Linked DNA regions of Homo sapiens: all the other regions are linked to region 2. Evidence: chromatin contacts called from ENCODE Hi-C or POLR2A ChIA-PET data. All regions are on one chromosome and are shown on one strand. Each heading gives the region's core, a stretch centred on a gene start or an enhancer-like site at or near the end of the contact. The rest is flanking DNA. Distances are from core to core; before and after follow the strand shown. Region 1 overlaps ARRB1 (arrestin beta 1). Region 2 holds the start of SERPINH1 (serpin family H member 1). Region 3 overlaps UVRAG (UV radiation resistance associated).

The links. A loop is a pair of places that touch in the nucleus more often than their neighbours do. ChIA-PET counts read pairs that join two places held with the same protein, here RNA polymerase II (POLR2A). Pooled maps may share reads with other maps.
Region 1: a loop to region 2 is called in a pooled map, with 8 times the contacts of the local background. The contact joins the enhancer-like site here to the promoter of SERPINH1 in region 2. A Hi-C loop is called at or near these places in 6 of 50 pooled maps. POLR2A ChIA-PET finds 5 or more read pairs at or near these places in 7 of 52 experiments (A549, CD4-positive, alpha-beta memory T cell, CD8-positive, alpha-beta memory T cell and 4 more).
Region 3: a map with no recorded cell type shows a loop between it and region 2 (5-fold over the local background). The contact joins the enhancer-like site here to the promoter of SERPINH1 in region 2. A Hi-C loop is called at or near these places in 2 of 37 single-sample maps with no recorded cell type and 3 of 50 pooled maps.

The regions. Positions count from the first base shown.
Region 1 is chr11:75,273,880-75,277,381 of GRCh38, reverse strand. It overlaps ARRB1 (arrestin beta 1), which reads left to right. Exons shown (of 16, transcript NM_004041.5): 9 at 1-18; 10 at 471-543; 11 at 3,171-3,308. Among named protein-coding and RNA genes, the nearest start is that of TPBGL, 35 kb to the right of the region's middle. Within about 2 kb of position 1,626, at least 13 of the 41 ENCODE cell types and tissues checked have a DNase peak (open chromatin) inside an H3K27ac peak, as active enhancers do.
Region 2 is chr11:75,560,329-75,563,502 of GRCh38, reverse strand. It overlaps SERPINH1 (serpin family H member 1), which reads right to left and starts at 1,250. Exons shown (of 5, transcript NM_001235.5): 1 at 1,184-1,250. RefSeq lists enhancers at 1-489, 490-1,030, 1,031-1,570 and silencers at 1,195-1,244, 1,255-1,514.
Region 3 is chr11:75,871,513-75,874,936 of GRCh38, reverse strand. The region is part of intron 3 of UVRAG (UV radiation resistance associated); the gene reads right to left. Among named protein-coding and RNA genes, the nearest start is that of UVRAG, 58 kb to the right of the region's middle. RefSeq lists an enhancer at 861-1,362. Within about 2 kb of position 1,401, at least 4 of the 41 ENCODE cell types and tissues checked have a DNase peak (open chromatin) inside an H3K27ac peak, as active enhancers do.

The sequences.
Region 1 (3,502 bases), core at 377-2,876, 290 kb after region 2:
AGAAGATCAAGATCTCAGGTATCCCAGACAGAGGGTCAGCTTAGGGGACAGCGAGAGGCAATCTTCCCAAGGGCTGGGGGTGGCTGAAGTATCTCCCCTTGTTAACAGCCTTGTATAAAAAATAGCCACTGAAGCCCAGGGCCTGCTCTGAGCCACAGGGCAAAGCTTTTGAGTTGGGTAAGGCAGGCTGCTTATTGGCTAGGTAATGAGTTTGCTCTTTAAGCCACCTCTTCAGTTTCTTGGGTTCTGGACAAAGCTGTCCTTGAGGGGAAGGCTTTGGTTATGGAAGGAAATGGGTGTGTTTGGGGCTACCCTTTGGATGTAAGACAGGGGTGGTCTTATGCAGAAGTCCCCACTGGTGGCCTCTGGCCATTGCCTGGGGCTGAATATCCCCAACCCGGGGACGCCTGTGAGACTCCATGGGAGCTACATTCCCGACTCACTCCACCTTGATTCCTCTCCCTCCCTAGTGCGCCAGTATGCAGACATCTGCCTTTTCAACACAGCTCAGTACAAGTGCCCTGTTGCCATGGAAGAGGCTGAGTAAGTGGGCACAAGTCTGGCCTTGGGCGTATGGGATTGGGTGGGAAAAAGAGAAGCTCTAGGTGTCCTGTTACAGGTCCAGGTGGCTCTTCTCCACCTGGCAGAGGGCTGGGCCTCAGACTTCCTTGCCACTCAGAGTAGATGATCCCGAAGAGCCTTTTAGAAACCATCCACCTGATTTAGCTTCAAGAAAATGCATGCTACAGTCAAGGAAGAGACCCACTAAAACTAGAGTGACAAAACAATAGCTAATGAATGTAAGGGGATTGGGGTTGTGAGAAGAAATAATTACGTTGTACAAGAAACCTAGGTTGAAGGGAAATACTTTGTTCTTGGCTTCCTGGTAGCCAGGGCAAAGTGGGTAAGGCACTAGGTACACAGCTCTTGTCTGATAAAGGGGTAATCCAACTCATTGGGAAAAAGGGGTTGTGTGTGGGAGTGCAGAGAATAATTACACACAAAAAAATCATCTAGGTTTGAGGAGAACTGCTATGGTTGAGCATGGATCGAACTTTGTCCCAGGCTTGTTGGCAGCTAAGGCAAGTGGAGAGATCTGAAGTGAAACATCTTTACTTACCTAAAGGAAGTAAATGCTCCCATTCAAAGACATACACATTTTTTTTTCCTGGCCCTGCAAGTAATTTCTTGGGGCAATTATACCTGATATAATTTTACATGTATATGTGTATTTGTTTATGTATAATTCCAATCAGTATTTCTTGCAACTGAAAATATTTTTAAAATGTTACTACATGGCCTTTGAAATAGTTTTTAATGTCCTATAGGTGAACATGCTATGATTAGATCAAGCTTTCTCTGGTTACTGGATATTTTTCATATCCACTGTTGATTTTTTCAAAAAAATCAGAGCTATGAGGCATAGATTCCTGATGGTAAAGTGAAGTGATCTAGAACCAGAGTAACATATAATCCCTAAAGAGTAGAAAATCCCAACCACTGCAGATGGTGCCAGCGTCTGCATAACGAATACCAGCAGGGATGGCTGGGGAGGCATTTGCACTCACAGACTTGTTTACTTCTCAGGAAGCGCTGTGGGGCTGGGGTTGCTGCTGCCCCAGTATGTAGAGGAGGAAGTGGCTCAGAGAGATGTGACTTGCAAGTTAGCAAGCAGCAAAGCTGGGGCTGGAACACGGTCGTCCGACTCCAAGGCTTGTTCACTATCTGCTGCATGACAGCTCTCTCATTGGAAAGGATGGGGGATAGAGCAAAAGCAAGTAAAAATTGGACAATCAAAACACCCTATATATGATGGATGTGATCAAGCAAGTAAAGTTTTAATTGTTGAGCCTAGATGGTGGGTATATGGGTGCCCAAATAGCTTCATTTATGGTTTATGTGTAGCTATAATTTTTTCTTTTTAAAATGTGTTTAGAGACAGGGCTGGTGCTCACGCCTATAATCCCAGCACTTGGGGAGGCTGAGGCAGGCAGATCACTTGAGGTCAGGAGTTTGAGACCATCCTGGCCAACATGGCAAAACCTCATCTCTACTAAAAATACAAAAATTAGTCGGGCATGGTGGCGCGCCCCTGTGATCCCAGCTACTTGGGAGGCTGAGGTAGGAGAACTGCTTCAACCTGGGAGGTGGAGGTTCCAGTGAGCCAGGATCGCACTACTGTACTCTAGCCTGGGCGACAGAGCAAGACTCTGTCTCAAAAAAATAAAATAAAATAAAATAAAATAAAATAAAATAAATTTAAATTAAATTTGTTTAGAGACAGAGTTTCACTCTGTTGCCCAGGCTGGAGTGCAGTGGTATGATCATGGCTCACTACAGCCAGCCTCGAACTCCTGGGCTCAAGTGATCCTCCTGCCTCAGCCTCCCAAGTAGCTAGGACTACAGGTGTGCACCACCATATCAGGCTAATGTTTAAAATTTTTTGTAGCGATGGGGTCTTGCTATGTTGCCCAGGCTGGTCTCAAACTCCTAGCCTCAAGCAATCCTCCTGTCAGCCTCTCAAGTTGCTGGGATTACAGGCATGAGCAACTGTGCCTGCTGTGGCTGTACTTTTTTTTTTTTTTTTTTTGAGATGGAGTCTTGCTCTGTCACCCAGGCTGGAGTGCAGTGGAGCAATCTCGGCTCACTGTAAGCTCCACCTCCCAGGTTCATGCCATTCTCCTGGCTCAGCCTCCTGAGTAGCTGGAACTACAGGCGTCCACCACCATGCCCGGCTAATTTTTTTGTATTTTTAGTAGAGACGGGGTTTCACCTTGTTAGCCAGGATGGTCTCCAACTCCTGACCTCGTGATCTACCCGCCTCGGCCTCCCAAAATGCTGGGATTACAGGCGTGAGCCACTGCACCCGGCTGGCTGTAATTCTTTAAATAAATGTGCTTTTTAGCACTGTGCTGCTTGACTAGGATAATCTTTTAGAATATCCGAGATTCAGTCCTGTTTGTGCGTAGAATGTAGATGTGCCTCTTTTGAGTGGCAGTGGTCTCCTTGCCCGAGCTGGGCTGGCCCAAGTGGTCCGTGTGTCTGGGGGACAGAGGTTGGGAGAGGGAGACTTGGAGCAGGCTCAGACTAGATATTCTGCTGGGCTGGAGATCAGGGCTGGGGTTGGCTCTGGGGAGGGCCATCTCCACAGCTGCTTCCTTTCTTCCCAGTGACACTGTGGCACCCAGCTCGACGTTCTGCAAGGTCTACACACTGACCCCCTTCCTAGCCAATAACCGAGAGAAGCGGGGCCTCGCCTTGGACGGGAAGCTCAAGCACGAAGACACGAACTTGGCCTCTAGCACCCTGTGAGGACCTGCCCTCCTAGCCCTGGGCTCCTAGTGCATCTTGCCTGATGGGGCCACACCCTCCTTGGTCCCCCCAGTTCAAAGACAAGGCTCAGGCTACCCTCTCCATAGCCTTGTCAGGGCCTGTCCTCAGGTGCTTGACTTGTCAGGGAAGCTGCCTCCTTACTCCCAACCCTACCCAGGGGTGACTGAGA
Region 2 (3,174 bases), core at 1-2,500:
GCACAGAGCCCCTCCTGAGGGCTGCATGCGGTGTCCTGTTACACAGCCAGTACAAAAAAAAAATCTCTGCTGGGAGTCCCGGTGACAGAGGAGACAAAGGAGAGGACGGGAAGGGGGGATGGGTACATGAACCATCTGAAGACAGGAGGGTGTGGCCCCGGCCGGAATTCCGGAGAACCAAAGCCCCCTCATTTTCCTCAGGCCTCCATCCGGGCCGTACAGCCCAGAGGGACCAGCGGGAAACAAGGAAGAGGAGGGGCTGAGACTCTGGGCCAGTCTGGAAGTGCATTCATTCTCCTTCCTGCTCTTCAGCCACCTCAGGAATGTCTCTAAGCTGGGGGGCAGGGAACCCCAGCCTCTGGAAGTTAGACCCTGCAGTTTAAACCCTGCAGTTACTCCAAGAACCCTGTGGCAGTGGACAGAAGGAAAGACTCAAATCCTTCTAGTCAGCCCCTTAATCCCCAGAGCAGAGCAGACCCTGCTGACCCCCACTCTCTTTTTTCGGAGTGGTAGGGAGCCTCGCTGGCCAAGTCTTTCCTTTGGCTGCCATCATCTAGGCTGCAAGCTGCTGATCAGAAATTGAGCCACTGTCGCCCACTTCTACCAGAGCACACGGACCCCAGGAGTCGAGACGATTTCACCTCCTTTCCCACCACCGGAAGCTCAAATTCCCTCAGCAAGCCTGTGAGGAGGCTGGGCCACCAATCACCGCTGCCCCTGAGCCTCAACCCCAGAACGGAAGTGACCTGGAACTGCGAGGCCGGCCTATCCTCCCTACCCTTGCGGGAAGAGGCACCAGACCCATCTCCTTCCTCCTCTGTTTCTTTCCGCAGAGGCTCTGCTCTCTGCCCCCAGCCCCCTTTACACAGCACCTAGTCTCGTATCTGCCACCACCACCTTTTAGGGGTCCCTGCACTTTTTCCCAGTCCTCCGAGTGCACGGACTCCCAACCCGGCTCCGATCTCCGCCCTAGCCCTCAGCTGGCACCATCACTGGCTAGCCCTGGGCTCTCGATTCCAAACCCTCCAGCGGCCCCCAAAGTGCCGAGGACTCCAATTTGTAGGCTCTGGCTCGGCACCCAACGCTTCGCAGGGTCCCCTCGCCCCTCTTACTCCCTCGCGCACCCCCAGATTGCTCGGCGCTCCCCCGGGCCGCACGCACGCAGGCGTCTCCCGCCCCTCACCTGGGTCGGGCTGGGCTAGCGCCGGGACGTGACTCTCGCTCTCGAGCCGCGACACGATTCTACTCTTAGCCCGCTCCCCTGCTCCCGGGATCTATATATGGCAGTCCCCACCCCCTCCTGCCCGTCCCGAGAAACTTCTGGAAAGTTGGAAACGCTTCCGGAGGGCGCCCCAGCTCCGCCAAAAAAAGCCAAAGACCTCCCTCAAAACCTCCCCGGCCCCCGGCCCCTCCCTCTGCCGGCGCCTCCCGGCCCCTGGGTCCTACTGCCTCCCTCGGCGGCCCGGGCTGCGGGGCGCCGGGAGTCCCCACGGGGATCAGCGTGTCCTTCAGAGTGCGAGCTTCCTCCCACCCCCAGGCTCTCTGCATAAGCTAGCCCACTCCGAATCGCACGTCCTTTCAGGCGCCCCTTTCCCCGCAGGGGCTCTGCCCCAAGCAGAGCCATCTCCCCTTCTCCCCGCTCTCCCCCATTTTCAAGCTGAAACAATTGAGTCCTGTGCACCCCCTCCCTCTCAGGGGAGACGTTCAGGCTTCTGAAGGCAGTGCCCTTCTCCATACTTGTACATTCAAAAAACCTCAACCTCAGCGATGGCCAGAGGGAGAGGGAGCAGACCAGACCCGGTACCTGCCCGGCACCCGGAAAGTTCAAGTCGTGGAGTAATAGAGGCAGAGATGCCTGGGGAACTTCAGGTGGTCTGGCTGGGCTTGGAGGAGTGCACAGGAAGGAAAACCTGGCTCTCCACTGAGCAAGGTGCTGTGTGACCCTAAGCAGGTTACTTTCCCTTTCTGGGCCTCTGTTCCCTTGGCTGTGAAATGTGGTTCTAAGGCATCCCTTGCTTTTTTTCCCCCCTCTCTCCCTTCCTCAATCCTTGTCACCCCTGGCCCCCTCCCTATTGCATCCCCTCCCTCTTTGGGTCCCCTCCCACAGGCCTCAGGTCTCACTGTCAATTCCTACCCCACCCTCGCAAACTGATAGCTCCTTGACCTCCAAGTTAAGCTAGGGTATTCATTACTGTTCTAGGTGCTGAGGACACAGCTGAGAGCTGAACAAAGTCCTTGCCCTGTGCGATGTCCATCTGTGGGGTATGTACCTGTTAGTAGGGAATTCAGTGATTCAGTGAGGCAGATTATTTAGGAAACCCTAAATAATCTGGGCGACAGTGGCTCAATTTCTGATCAGCCGAGGCTCCCTACCCTCCGAAAAGTCCTCTTTAGTAGTTTAATGATAGCTATTGGATGGACGCAGTATGGAGAGGAAGGGACAGGGTAGGGACTCTTCATTCATTCAGTCATGAATGAATGCATTGAGTATCTTCTTTCTTCTAGGTGCTTGCCTGGATCCTGGGGAGCAAAAAAATCCCAGTACCCAGCAAATGAGTCAATCACCTGGGTCCCTGCCCTCTGTTAGTGGTTGTGGGGAAGCCTGGTGGTGGTGACAAACCTCTCTGTCTGGGTAGGCTTCTGCAGCTCAGAGTCTTTTGAGTACAAGGACTGTGGGAAATCTCAGATCCCAAAAGCTTCAGACTCTGTGATTCAGGGTCAAGGAATCAGAGATTACTTCCACTCAAAGCCCCCAAGGAGTCTTTGAATCCAGCTAAGGAATCTTAACATGTTAAAATCTCAGAGTCGAAGGATTCTGGAATAAATGTATTAAAGACTCTGAGCTGCAAGGCATCTCAGAGGTCAGGGGTTCCTGTCTGCAGCCCCAGGCAGAAGCCCTCTTCTCAGTATCCCAAAAAGGCAAGCACCGAGGCACCTCTAAGAAGAGAGAGCTTACCTCCTTCAGAGGCAGCCCCGCATTCTTTTTTAGGACAGGTCTGATTATTAACAAAAGCTTCCAGCCTTGGCATGGTGTCCATCTCTTTGGGGTGGCTGTCGTGGTTCTCATGTGCTTCCTCCTGCCTCAACTGTATATTGCTTTTAAAGATAAATTCTAGGCTGGGCGCGGTGGCTCATGCCTGTAATCCCAGCACTTTGGAAGGCCGAGGTGGGTGG
Region 3 (3,424 bases), core at 152-2,651, 310 kb before region 2:
TTGTGGAATGGCTTTAAAGAATCACGTAGCTTCAGCCTTTCCTCTGAAAAATGAAGAGAGCTGACAGGCAGAGTGGTAGAGAGGAAAGTGCTATAATGAAGCCACGTTGTTGAACTGCATAATTCCCTGTGTCTCAGAATCTTCAGTTATAAAACTATCACCTCACAGGGTTTTTATGAAGCTTGAACAGAATAGTAATAAAAAACTAATTACAGCAATAGCTACTATTTTAATACTTACTAGTGACAGTCACTATATAAAGTATTAATAATAGATAAAAAGGGCATAGAGAATGCTTATTCTAGCACATACAAATATTTAATCTGCTGAATAAGCCTTGTTAATCCTAACAATAAATCCACATGAAGTAAATAAGACAATTTGTTAATTCTAATAGTTAAGACGAAATACCATATTTCATCAAATCCAAGACATCACCAATCATAAAATGCATCATAATTGTATATACAACCAAAAAGAACTGGTTTTAAGATGCATCTAGATTGTGCAGGAATGTTAAATTGTGAAAAATTAAAAATCAATAAAACACAGAAACTGAGTCTTCTTGCCTAAGGTCACTTAGTAAAAACAGTATCAGAATTTGAATCTAGTTCTCTAGAATTTGTCTCATGTTCATTTTGTGTGTGTGTGTTGTTGTTTTTTTTTTCTCTTTCTACCAAATTACAAAAGACAGAATTTAGAACAAAGGCGGGCTAAAGAGAATGTCAACAATTTCCTTATTTTATATCTCACAGCCAGAGGCAGAAAAGGAAGAAAGAACTCTGCCCTCTGCCTATGCCCTATTCTCTGAGAGAAAGAACTGGGGAGACTCCACAGGTCTCACACTTGCTCTTGCTGCTCCATCACCAGACTCTACAGCTGACTAGAGCTGAGACAAAACAAACGACTAAACATAATAGCAAAGCCTAGACCACTACTACAAGAATGAAGCATTCATTACAGATTAGCTAAGAAGGAACTGGCCCTTCACTGGTTCACCCAACTGTCCACCGAGGACGCTGAGAAAACTGTAGCTAGGAATGCTGGGGAAAAGCCTTCTAGCCTGCAGCCTGAGGATGTGCCTGCTCCCCTGGAACTGAGTACCCTTCACCAACTCTACCTTACATGAGTAATGGCAATCATTTGTGAGCCATTTACTACATGCTGAGCACTATACCGGATTTAATTTAACATGAACTACAGGACAAACAAGCAAGCTGCGTACAACATAGAAAGAGACAAAATGAGGGCTTCCTCTAGCTTACATATGCTAGGAATGAAAGCAATAAAAGGGACCTTTGAATTTGCCTAGTCCACCTCAAGTTCTGAAATGAGGAAGCTGAGAGCCTCTGGTGGGACCCCCTCCCTGCCTCTACCCCCACCCATTCTTTTCCTGGTTAACGTTTCTCTGACCACTAGGTTTCAGTTCAAACATCTCTTCCTCAGAAGCCTTCCCAATTCTCTTTAACTGTCAGCCTTCTCTGCCTGCCACCGACTGCGAGGATGGGGCTTTTTTTGCTATTGTTTTCCCAAGTAGATAATACAGTAACCTGGAGACAAAGTAAGTATTCAAATATTTGCAGAATTAAAAAAAAAAAACTATTCCTGGCACTTTGCTGCAACAAGACCTAATCACTTTGGGGTCAAAAATATTAAATTTAAGGCCAAGACCAGAAAGCATAGCTTAAGATTCATTTGGAAAAAGTGATTCGCTTTCTCACCTAATATGAATCATGCTTTATAAATAGAGAATAAAAACCATTTTACTCATTTTTACTACTGGTATAATTATTACAAGAAAGGGGGAACAATGAAAGCTGTGTGTTCACTGATGTCCATGGGGCTGGCTGCCGCTCCTCTATGCTCCCATAGGAACCTGTGAGTGGTTAACTTTCTTACGGCACCTGGCATGACACATCACCATCACTGATTTTTTTGCCTGTCTTCCCCTCCAGAACGTGAGCTCCTCAAAGGCAGGGATTTCTACTAGCGTATTTATCCTCTACAATATCCAGCACCATTACCAAAGGTTCAGTGTGCCAGGTACTATACTACTAATTTGACTATATATTCTTACTTAATCTTCATGAAACTCAAGAGTCCTGTGAAACAGACAGCACTATCCCAATTTTTCAGGAGAAGCTGATGCTAAGAATTATTAAGTCACTTGTCTAACGTCATATGGTTGGTTATATCTGGAACAGGAAGACAAAGTCAATATCTGACACTGACTCTAAAATCATGCCAGCAGGCCGGGAGTGGTGGCTCACACCTGTAATCCCAGCACTTTGGGAGGCTGAGGCAGGCAGATCACAAGGTCAGGAGATTGAGACCAGCCTGGCCAATATGGTGAAACCCCACCTCTACTAAAAAATACAAAAATTAGCCGGGCGTGGTGGGGCGCGCCTGTATCTCAGCTACTCAGGAGGCTGAGGCAGGAGAATCGCTTGAACCTGGGAGGCAGAGGTTGCAGGGAGCCGAGATCGCACTACTGCACTCTAGCCTGGGCGACAGAGTGAGCCTCCGTCTAAAAAAAAAAAAAAAAGGCAGCATTAGATCACTTTTGTATACGAGGAAGGCCATGTTGTGGGGACTGTCTAAAGTAAGAATAATGGAGCCTTATGTCCCAGGCAGCCCCTGAAGTTCGAATATAATATAATCATTAATGTTCCTCATGATAACCTTGACTTGTTGAGAAAAGGTTGAATAATCTTCCCCTATTTAAGAAAGGGGAGAGGAAGGAAATCCATTAAAAGGTAATATGGATATGAAAAACTCAAATGGTAATATTTTACTAAACTGGAATTCAACAGACCACCAACTCCACTTATCCTTGAACAGTCAAAAAGAAGATGAAAAAGAGCTTGTTAACTATCAAGTTAGATCAAATATATCCCATCAATTTTTTTAAAAAGACTCCAATACTTGTTCGGGATTTGTTTATTCCTAATTGGCATTAACTGGTATGATTTTCCAGAACAAGTGCTCCACAACATAAATATCATAATACCATATTAAACTAAACTAAAACCACAACATAATACCATAATCCCACCAGAATGGCTAAAACTTGAAAGATAGATAATACCAAGTTTGGGCAAGGATAGAGCAACTAAAAATCTCACACTGCTGGTAAGATGTAACTGGTACAAATGCTTGGGAAAATTATTTGGCAATATCTACTAAAGCTGAACATAACCTACAACCCAGCACTTAATTCCACTTCTAAGTACCTACCTCAGAGAAAGGCACACATATGTTCAGCAAAGGATATGTTCATTAGAATTAGTGAACTACTATATACAACATGAACGAATCTCACAAATATTATGCTGAGCAAAAGAGCAGATGCAGTCCGGGCGCGGTGGCTCGTGCCTGTAATCCGAGCACTTTGGGAGGCCAAGGTGGGCGGATCACTTGAGAT